Regions from separate parts of the Homo sapiens genome. Here region 2 is linked to region 1. Evidence: chromatin loops called from intact Hi-C (ENCODE). Cell type or tissue: PC-9. All regions are shown on one strand. Links, peaks and the distances in the headings refer to the core of each region. The heading gives the core; the rest is flanking DNA.

The links. Hi-C counts contacts between places; a loop is a spot of excess contacts. Peaks named below come from ENCODE experiments on the same cell type or tissue, not always from the same donor. Only the 100,000 strongest peaks of a DNase experiment are listed, where the experiment ranks them.
Region 2: a loop joins it to region 1, with 3 times the contacts of the local background. A loop is called at or near these places in 2 of 110 quality-filtered maps.

The regions. Positions count from the first base shown.
Region 1 is chr4:53,588,641-53,594,019 of GRCh38, reverse strand. LNX1 (ligand of numb-protein X 1) reads left to right here and starts at 2,534. Exons shown (of 11, transcript NM_001126328.3): 1 at 2,534-2,632. LNX1-AS2 (LNX1 antisense RNA 2) reads right to left here and starts at 1,064. Exons shown (of 2, transcript NR_046827.1): 1 at 948-1,064. RefSeq lists an enhancer at 442-1,354. In PC-9, for the core only: no CTCF peak of the experiment used is centred there; DNase peaks (open chromatin) are centred at 929 and 2,399; H3K4me3 peaks cover 3,566 bases; H3K27ac peaks cover 2,440 bases.
Region 2 is chr4:53,535,377-53,540,755 of GRCh38, reverse strand. All of the region lies in intron 2 of LNX1 (ligand of numb-protein X 1), which reads left to right. Among named protein-coding and RNA genes, the nearest start is that of LNX1-AS1, 38 kb to the right of the region's middle. In PC-9, for the core only: no CTCF peak of the experiment used is centred there; a DNase peak (open chromatin) is centred at 2,955.

The DNA of each region.
Region 1 (5,379 bases), core at 330-5,329:
ATGGGTAAGAAGCTGAATGTGTCCAGGAAGTGTCCCAGTGAGCATGAAATCAGAACCTTCCCTCTTTTCTTTCCAGTGGTTAAAAAGTGGGCCTTGATTAAAAACTGCTCTGCCGCTTGCCGATGAGCTTGTCCTTAGGCAGTTTCTCAGATTCACTATGTCTTGGTTTTCCCAGCTGTAGAATGCAAATAGCAATGATACCTGACACAGGGTTCTTGTATAAAGTGCTCAGAACAATAAGTAGCACCTGTTAAACACAATGTTCATTTTTATGATTACATTTTTTTCTAGTAGTTTAGAAATATAATTTCCATGATAATGTAACAGCCCTAATGGCCCAAAAAAAAAGCCCATATTATTTTTTTTAACCCCTGCATATTATTCGAAATCCAGGAGTACCAAGAAAGATCTCACCTGAGAAGGCTAATTGTGTAGTTTTTTCTCTTCCTTTATACACTATACCTGGGAGTTAGCTCCACTCCTGGATTAACTCTTATTTCTCTATTTTCTTTCTGTTTTACAACAATTCATCACACCACATATGTAGATGACTGTGTGTATGTGAACATGGCAAGTGAAACCTCACGATCTCCAGGCTGTTCGGTGAAGCTTTATGCGAATTCATTTCACCTACACCCTTCCCCTGCCCACCCAAGGCCTTGAACCGAAGCCTGTGATCCCCTCCCAAGTTGGATCCTGCCCTTCGCCAAAGGCAAGACCGCTGAAGGCGTGGCCTTCTAGATGATTCATCAGGTTGGCGGGCTCTCCCTCCCCTCCCCCTTGCCCAGGGGACACCCTGTCCGCGTGAAGAGGGGGGCCTTTGTGTGAGTGATGTTTCTCAATTATCAAACTAGTGGCGTGAAACCTTTTCCTGAAACACCTGAGTGTAAAAGGTTTTGTTACCTCCCTTTTTTTCTTTTAAATAATAAAGGAATAGCCACACCTACCTTAGTTTCTATTGGATAAAAAGGTGAATAGTTTTGTTGTGGTGGTTGTTGTTGTTTTAAGCCTTCAACTCTCAAAAGGCACAGAGTTCCCAGGTGCAAAGAGGTAGCTTAGACCTGTCTGGGGCGGATCGGGGACAGGAGCCAGCTCCCCTGAGGTCGAGCACCAGAGCCGGCCCCCAGACCCCGCCCTCGACTACAATTTCTCTTCCTTCTCCTCCCCCTTGCTTTGCGAGCTATTGACTGACTGCAGCCAGCTGAGGCCCAGGCTGTGGGAATCCGGACTTCCTTTTCTTCCCTCTCCCATTTTTCCTTCTTCCTCCACCCTCCCCCAAACCAAACCCCAAAACCTCTAGGTAGTCCAATATTAAAACCGGTGGAACAAAAGCATTCCCAAAATCAGGAGGAGGGAAAGAAGAAGACGAGGGAGGCAAAAGTAGGAGGAAAATAGGAATGTCAACATTTATTTTCCTGAAGGGGAAAAAAAATTCTCTCTGGGCAGGCAGGCCATCTTCCGGGACGGGGAATCCACAGTTTCCTCAGGTAATGAGTTCCAGGGATGCTGGATGCAGGTGGTAAAAATACGCAGCGTTTCAATGGGATGATGGGAGATGTTTACAGCCCTCCTGGGAAGATGCCAGAGAGTTTAACAGTCCTGGGATACCTCCCAGCTGCCTGCTCTGGTGCTGGATGAGTTTACGCCTCCTTTCCTGCTGGAAAAGGTGAAGCAACCAGTGACTTGTCCAGGGTCACACACCACGCTTGGGACAGAAATAACTCTGACGTCTCTTTCCTGGCTATATCAGCAGACAACATCGCCTAATGACAGTACTACCATTCCAATCTGAATCATTTAAATTGCTCCTAATTGCAGGCCTGCAGTGCACTGTAACTGCCGTATGACTCTAACTGCCAAGCCAGCCGAGATAGGAATGACTGAAGTTTTGCAAATTCCTGAATATGGAATTAAAAATGCTGGGCGGGGGAGGGGGTAGCGCAAAAGTGTTTGAAAACCACTTTGAAACTGCTGACAGGTATCCTATTTCAAATTGTTTAAAAGATGAATTGGAAATGTCAACTTAAATTTGTCATTTTATTGGAATTAGAGAAACACTTGGTGTTCAAATGGATGCGGTTCGAAAAGGCACCTCAGATATTTCTAAGAAGTTCGGCTTCACACTCTTCCTTTTTGTGTCTGCTAAATTACTGTCTCATTTTGGTGTTTAAACTTCCCTTTTAACTCCTTTGTGGGCAGATATGGGGAAAGGGGAGGGCCTGGGAAACAACCAGGCATTTGACTTCAGATCTGAACACGGGGCTGGACACGTGCTGTGCTCAGGAAAGAAAGTAAATTCCACCTGGCAAATTGCTCTAACTGATTTATTTGTCCACAAAGAGACGCCACCTACCTGCTTGCAGGTATTCAGGTAAATGACAGGTGGGCGGGGCCTCCTGACTCTTTCAATCCCTAAGGTCTCAGCAATGCTTTATCTGTCGGGGCTTCCGTGATGTCACCCATTTCCTGGTCTGGAGCGACCAATGCCGTCCTCCTTCCTCCAGGCACCTGTTCACCGAAGTTGAGGCTGGTCACAACTCCGGCGGCCCAAGGAGCTGCTCGGTTCACCCACAAGGAATGAGAGCTGCCTGCCTGCTGCTGCTTGGAGAGCCCCAGACAGTCGCTTGAAGAGGTGAGTTGAAACCCTCCATTTTTCTCTCTTGGCATTTAGACCACTGGCCCCTGAGGGATCTGAACACGGAATTTGAATGAAAAAATACAAGCTGAACGGCTTGTCGCTAGTGTTTGCCCCAGAGGGAGAAGCTTTTTTGAGACAGAAGAGTAGAGAGATGACTTTGACATTCTAGTTGCACAATAAACTTCTCCCAGGCCAGATATTTAATCCTTTTTGTTTCTCTGATCATTAATCCAGCCTGTGCTTGTCCTCGTACTTGATCTGATTAAAACAACAACAACAACCTAAAGAGAAGTAGAGTGAAGGCTTTTGTTTTGAAACTTAGCGCGAAGGTGCAGATCTGTTCAGCCCGTTTAACGGGGGCTAGGAGGCCAGTGCAGACTGGATTCAGAGTTCTTATTTTTCCTTTTCTTCCTCCCTGTATTTTGATCTAAACCTGTGAAGTGTCCCTAGTTTTTTTTTCTTTCCCCCTGAAAACCTGTTCCTCAGGGCAAATTCTGTTGCCCTATTCAGAAGCTGTGCGTTCCAGTTTTCCTCTCTTCTCTGAAAAAGTCTACCATTTTCTTTGCTCTTTGTTGAACACTCTTTTAAATACGACTTTGCAGTGTGCATTTAGAATTTGTTTACATTTAGACCTGGACTGGCTGCCTGCTGACCTTTGGTTACAGTAAGAATTAATTCCCTCATTGCTGCAAGAATGTGACTTCAGGTCTGATTTTTAATTTTTTGGACCTCTTTGGCTTTTTCTGTCTCTTTTTCTTTTAATAGCAAATATACCGAGGAAGTTGTTCTGCCAGGACCTGGCTTTTAAAGTAATTTTACCTCTAGGATCCATTTTTGTTTTCTTAATCCTGATCACACAGCCTGTATCTTGACAGCCCAATAGTCAAACTCTTTAGCCAATATTGTTGTCAGAGAAAGGAAACCATTTTTAAGCCCAGCTGCCTGCTGGGATGAGCTGGAAAAACTGGAAAAAGAAATAAATCTGCGAGACACTTCATTCTAGATTCCAACATCAGCTGTTTTTCTGAGATTTAAGTTAGCAGATGTTTGCAAGGGAATAATCTGTTAGGAATTATGCTCCTGTTCATCCACCCAGAAATACAAAATGCATGTAAATTCTCCCAAGGTATGAATTGAAACAAGCTGAGATCATTTTTGCCTTAGACAGACAGTCGTTCCTCACCACTAAGAATCTGCCCAGTTCTTGTTGCTAATTTCTGTCTTACTGTTTGGAGGTCCCTATTGTTCTTCCTTAACTGACCTTTGTTTATTATTTTCCCCAAGCTTGTGAGTTTAAGGGGGGGGGTTTGGCCACCACTTGTCTCTTACTAAGGTTCTCACTTGATTCAAAGCTTGGATCTTCTGATAAAAGTGCATCTAAACCTCTCCTCAAGATTACATTGCCTCTGGTTTACCATGGTTGATTAGTGCTTTTCACAGTAGTTAATTTATGATTAAATAAATAATTTCATCACTGTATGTCAGCATGTCTGAGTACTAAAGGAACAAAGCTGTAGACACTGTACCCCCAGGTAGAAGAAAGAAAAGAAGTGACAAAGACTGGAATTCAGAGTCAGATTGACTAGAATGCAGTTGGTCTGTTGGGTAATTTACACACAAGTCCTGTCCAGAGTTCCTGTGGTAACTCCACCCATTGGTTCAAGTGGACATAGGCCTGATGGAAAAATGTGCAATCTCCTTCATTTATATCCTTGAGCAAGTTACTTCTCTGACTTTCAGTTTCTTCATCGGTAAGATGGGAGATAATAATCCCCATGATCTAATGTGGTTGTGAGAAGTAAATGAGGTAGCTAATATATGTTAGCATCCAGCGACCAATGCCTGGTGTTAACTGGTGCTAAACTGAGGCTAGGTTCTTCCTTTGGAAGGAATTTTCCTAGGTTGCTTGGAGGAGAGAGTCTGACTCTATCAAGATAAAGATCATATGTGGTTGCAGTTGTAGGAACCTTGATAGTTCTTGTTATTGTAATTAATTGTAGGTAATTAACTGCAATGTTAACAGTTTGGAAAAAGAAAACAGGCAGGAGAATTCTTAAACAATGTCATCAAACAAGGTGGGCAGATTTGTCTCCGCTAGCCTCACAGGCAAAGCTTTTAGGAGTTGCTGGCTGGCTGTGATTTCTTCCTTTTCCCACTCTAAGGCTCTCATCCTGCAACAGACCCACAAAATGTGATTCTCCATGGGCCTTTCGGGGGAAATGTCCAGTTGTCATTGCTGTAATCTGACTTGGCAGAGAGTTCTTTTTGCTGTCAGTCGTGCTATCTCCAGGGCAGACTGGGTGTTTGGTCTCCTCCAGTCTCACAGATAAACACCCTTCTCCCTAACCAGAGTGAGGGTTCATGCCGAGCCTCTGGCAGGAGGAAGCCCCTGGTTTGGAGCCTCATTGTACCATAGAAGGAGGTTCATGACCCATTGGATGTGATTGGCCTTGTCATGCAATACCCTGTGCCCTTGGGTGACCTTGAGTCATTGCATATGAGCAGTTGTGTGCCCAGGGCCCTGGTCACTTCTCTGGGTCTCGCCCTTCAGGGATACCACAAATTTTCATCATTCAAGAGTAAGGGATTAGTGGATTGAGGTCAGTGGGTTCTACTGTTCTACTAGCTTGCCTACGGAGCCCTAAGGGAGAACCTCAACCCCCCTGCATGTCAGTTTCCTTAGCTACATTTTTCCCCAAAGGACGCTAAAATGGTGTACTTCACAGGCCCCCTCCATCCTT
Region 2 (5,379 bases), core at 205-5,204, 53 kb after region 1:
CGATGTCTACACAGTCTGTAGCTCTGTTTATAATAATAACAGGGGGGTTTTTTTGTTTTTTGTTTTTTGTTTTTTGAGACAGAGCTTTGCTTGTTGCCCAGGCTGGAGTGCAGTGGCGCAATCTCGGCTCGCTGCAACCTCCCCCTCCTGGGTTCAAGCAATTCTTCTGTCTCAGCCTCCCGAGTAGCTGGGATTACAGGCACCCACCACCATGCCCAGCTAATTTTTTGTATTTTCAGTAGAGACGGGGTTTCACCATGTCAGCCAGGCTAATAACACTTATTTTTAACAAGCTTTCTTACAAGGTGGCATGGCACCTTGAGGTTGAGTTGGAGCACACTCAAGTAAAGCCTCACTATCTTTTCTGGGGAGGCGGGGACAGGGTCTCACTCTCACTCAGGCTGGAGTGCAGTGGCGGAGTCATGACTTACTGCAGCCTCAACCACTCGGGCTCAAGCCATCCTCTCTCCTAAGCCCCCCGAGTGGCTGGGACTACAGGTGCACGCCCCCATGCCTGGCTAATTTTTGTATTTTTTTTTAGAGACAGGGTTTTGCCATGTTGTCTAGACTGGTCTCAAACTCCTGAGCTCAAGCAATCTGCCAGCCTCAGACTCTCAAAGTGCTGGGATTACAGATGTGAGCCACCATGTTGTCATTTGGAGTTGTTAGCAAGAATGGGGTAGTTGCTATGCCATCTTATTTTATTCAGATAGCACTAGATTTGGTATTGATTAGTAGCCCGAGCAAAAACAACTGGAGCAACTGAAAATACTGAAAATACTGAATTTCCAGTTCTAACCACATGGCCAAGTCAACCTTTGCCATGGATGCCCCATGCAAGGACAGTAGAAATCCTAATTGCAGCTGGTTACAGAGAAGGAACAGCCTCACTGGGGTTGACTCCCTCAGCAGATTACAAGAAACCATTGTCCCTGTCCTCCAAAAGCTGACTTTGAAAATATGAAGCGAGCAATATCTTTGATAGTGTGGGTTTTGGGTAACAGCAGTCCTGGTATTTAGAGACTTGTGTATACATACATGTTAAGGAGATCATTTTAAGATCAGAGCAGGCATTAAACAAGTTAGAACAAAAACATTTTCTGCAACTGAATATTCATATGAATCATGTGCTCACATTATACTAGAGAAATTTCAAAGCTCAAATCTTTTCAAAGTCCTACAATTCTTACACAAACAGTCATTTAAAGGAGAAACTAAAAAAATTAGCTGGGCATGGTGGCACATGCCTGTAGTCCCAGCTACTGGGAAGGCTGAGGTGGGAGGATTGCTTGAGCCCCAGGAGGTTGAGGCTGCAGTGAGCAGAGATTGCACCACTGCACTCCAAGGCGGGCGACAGAGTGAGACAGGTCTCAAAAATTAAACTAATACAATAAAGAGAAACTAAAGGACATCTGAGCATTTTTATCAGCCCAAACATAACTCAGTAGGTAAATATCTGTATACTTCACTATTCTTTTTATAGTGAGAAGGTCCAGACCCTGGCCTCGAGCATCCCTCAGCTCCACTTGGCAGGGGGCCCTTATGGCTCCCTTGGTGCCAGAGAGAGCCCTTGACTGGTGTGGTTGCCATAAAGCACACTGAGCTCCTTTTATTGTAGCAGGGTGATTACACGGCTGATCTGATTTTATCCAGGAAATTTAACCTAAAGGAAAAAACAAAAACCTTTAAAACACATTCAGCCCTTGGAACTGACTTCACTTTCAGGGGGACCAAGTTGATTTAGTCTTCCTTCTGGATCCCCTTCAACCCGTCAGATCTCCTGGACTTGGCCATGGAAGACTGTCTGTGCATGACTGTTAATCGGCCATTTGGCTTGTTCCCTGTGATTACTTCCAGAAGTTACAGAACATGTTGTCGCTATTGAGGGTCTTCAGTTACCTTTTATTTTTTTTCTCCCCAAAAGGGCTCTTGTTCCAGCATGTTAATGTTTAGCCTTTCCTGGCTTGAAAATAATGAGACTGGACACTAATGGCTGCTGCATTTCGAATCTTTGTGCAGCATCCCCAGTGACCTGAACACCTGTGAGTTTGAAGGCTCTTTCAATCACAGCTTTTGAATAATAGATGAATCAAGTGAGACTCAGGCTACATGGGGAAGAGCTTTTAACCAAATGCATGCCATGATACTAGGTTTAAGCAATCTAACAGAGCAAGTGGATTGACTCTGACTTTTCCTATTGTAGGGCTTATTCAGATTAATTGTACCTGAAGAGTAATGGAGTGGTTTTTCAACGATGAACCCTCATGCATTCAAAAAAGCAGGGGTCCTAGTCTCATGCCACCCCTCATGCCTGCCTCCTCCACTAATTTTCCTTGGAGTTAGTGGGAGCCCCAAATACAGCAGAACTTCACAGGGAAAGCTGTTCTAGGTAGCAGAAGACTCTGCTGCCAGAAGGTATTTTTCTATGGCTGCTGATTCTGGCTCTTAGCCTGAAAGAAGAGGGTCTTGCCCAACTGTTCTGTAGGCAGTCCAGTGGAAAGGGGTGCAGATAAAACCTGGATGCCATGGTGTCCCAACCACAGGAGCAATCCACATGCCCATCCTTCAAGCCATGTGTGTTTCCTTTCCTCTGGATTCTGTGCTTGGGAGTGAGTTTGTGATTGTTTTGTTTTGTTTTGTTCTGTTTTGTTTTAATGAAACATATCTAGCCAATGGTTGGTTGAAACCAATTGCTATGTAAATTTCATCACATACTTTATGTTCCCTAATCTTTGGTATTCAGAATGAGACAGAATAATTAGAGAAGCAATTATTGACAGTAGCCAAGGCTCTCTCCCCCAGCCTTAGGATATTCTGTCCTCAGAGAGGTACAGATGCAACTCACTCAGGTCACTGACCTCCCCACACCGTTTCCTGAAAGGAAGCAAACTGGCTGGACCAGAGTGTGTTTCATGAGGAAGGAGTGCTGCTCACTGAAAGCTGTTCCTTTGTTGTCAGTGACAAAGACATTCTCTTCCTTGACTGTATTACAGGGTGTGGTTTGGGTAGGCTCCTGTGGAACTCGGGGCACAGCCTAATGACAGATGGGGAAATGGTACAAAGAAGGTGCCCGGGGCCATCCACCTGTGTGGGGCTCCTGGCAGTGCTGAGTCTCACAAGCCTGGCAGGAGAGCCCTGTGTTTGATGCAAAGTCACACTAATGTAAATGGAGAGATGGAAAGAGTGAGAAAATACTAAAGGAACATAAAAAATGTCCATTTTCTGATCCTTTGAAACTACTCACTGTGTATTGCTATAAAAGGAATAAAGCTAATCAATGTTTTCCAAGGAACTTGCATCTGGCCACCTGTTGGTAGAAGAAACCCACAGCCTTCCTCCCTTCTCCATCCATGAACTAGATTAGACAGAGGGAAGACTAGAACTTGACCCTCAGACAAAACATTGTCAATTAAGAAAGGGTGGACCCAAGGCTATTGCACACATAGGACTTCAAGGGTGTTGTTTACCATTTGAAAGCATTTACAGGAATGCTTTTACTTCCTTTATAATTTGTTTGGTGTTTGACTCCATGAGAAGCGTCAGATGTTCGTGCAAGTTAGCTGCCTTTTTTATTTATTAATACATGCACTTTTATTATATGTCTTACGGCAAATTAACTTTGACAGGAAAATCAGTACTCATACCGTCCCCACTACCACTCTAAAATGCAAAGTAAACAAACCTAGAGGTGAGTCTTTTCACCTAATGGCATGCCTAGTGGCTCACGTTATAAAAAAGCAGTAAACAAAAAGGTAGATTTTCCTAAGTAATTAGAAATCATCACTGTTAACACCAAGTCAGAGATATTTGGATTTTGCTAAAAACAGAAAATAAAGATCCTGGGGTTGGAGCAGAAATTCTACATCTATACTAAAATATTTGTATCATAGTGTAATAAATGCAATCTACCATGTCTTTTGTGTTATTTAAATAACAACACAAGATGCATCATTAGGTGTAGAATTGAGAAGAGGAAGAGAACCCAACTAATTATAGAAAAACAAAGGAGTGGTTTGTCAAGAACATTTTCTGCTTCTTAGTGTAATCAAAGTCTCTTTAGAGGCATTTAAAGCATTCATTTGAGGAAGCTGTGTCACATCAGTATTTGCAAAACTTTTTATGAAGAAGCAATATGGAAATGGAAGCACCAAACCAGGGACACAGAGGCCCTGAGATCTGGTCCAGAGCTGGTAAATCAGGACTGCCAAAATCATTTTTTTGTAATGTGCTTTTGTAGAACACAGTGTGTTCTAGGACAAAGGTTGGGGAGGAAGAGGAAACTTTTTTAGGTCAGGAGTTGCTGGTGATCTAGGCACCATTCCTAGATACATTTCTAGATATTTTACTGGGACCATTTTTGTAAGAGTTCCTTAGGGAACGACTTTGACTGTGTGTGGCGTTTGTGTAAAAGTCCCCTCTTGAAGATGTGGAGTGAGAATCTGTTCATTCGCACTGCGAGGTAGGTGGCTTTGGGCACTGGAAGAAATTGTTAGGTATTTCCCATGGGATTTCCACTAAGAGACTGACCTGAGAATATGGGAAGTGTATTCACAGATGGAGAGCATTGTGTTTATGTAGAAATGGTTTTAGTGTCTACCCAGTTCTTCCTGCTTATGTAAGGAAAACCAGGCAACCTTGTTACATGGAATAATGAACAAAACAATGGCAAAGCAGCTACAGGGTACTGTAAAATGCTTATTAAAAACAGGTAGGAGGACTTGGGGGCAGGGTCAAGTAATTAACCCACAAGGCTTCTATCAGTGTGGTCCCTGAATACCTCTCGGAAGTACTGACCTTGACTAAGTCCAATCCTTTGGTATTTGAGCTTCCCCATCGGTAAAATGGGTGTGATGGTGCTTTTGTCAACAGTTATCAGGGGTCATATCAAATGTAGACATACAGTTAGTCCCAGCCCGACATGCTCATGAACTGTGCCAACAGATGAATGAGAAGTAATTCATCTATTGAATTACTATGAATGAGGAAGTGAAAGAGAGATGGCATAAAGGCAGGGAATAGACTAGGAAGTACATGGCATATGTAAGGCGCTGGCTATAGAGCCAAGAAACTCAACTCATTTCCCTGGCTCTCATCCTTCCACATCTTATTCACATCTGTATCAATGAATTGCAATGATTTTTATAATTGATAGTAACATTTACCTCTGAGGACATTAATGCAGAGTTTTAAAGTATTCACTAACAAAATAGAATGATAAAATCTAGCCATAAAAAATAATTTATGTTCAACTTCATTACAACATAATGAGCCAATTTGTTTTGTTAGATTGATTTGTCATGTACCCTTGCAGGTAAGCAGAGTGAAATAAAGTTTGCTATTCTTGATGGACGGGAGAGATTTCATTTGTGACAACATCAA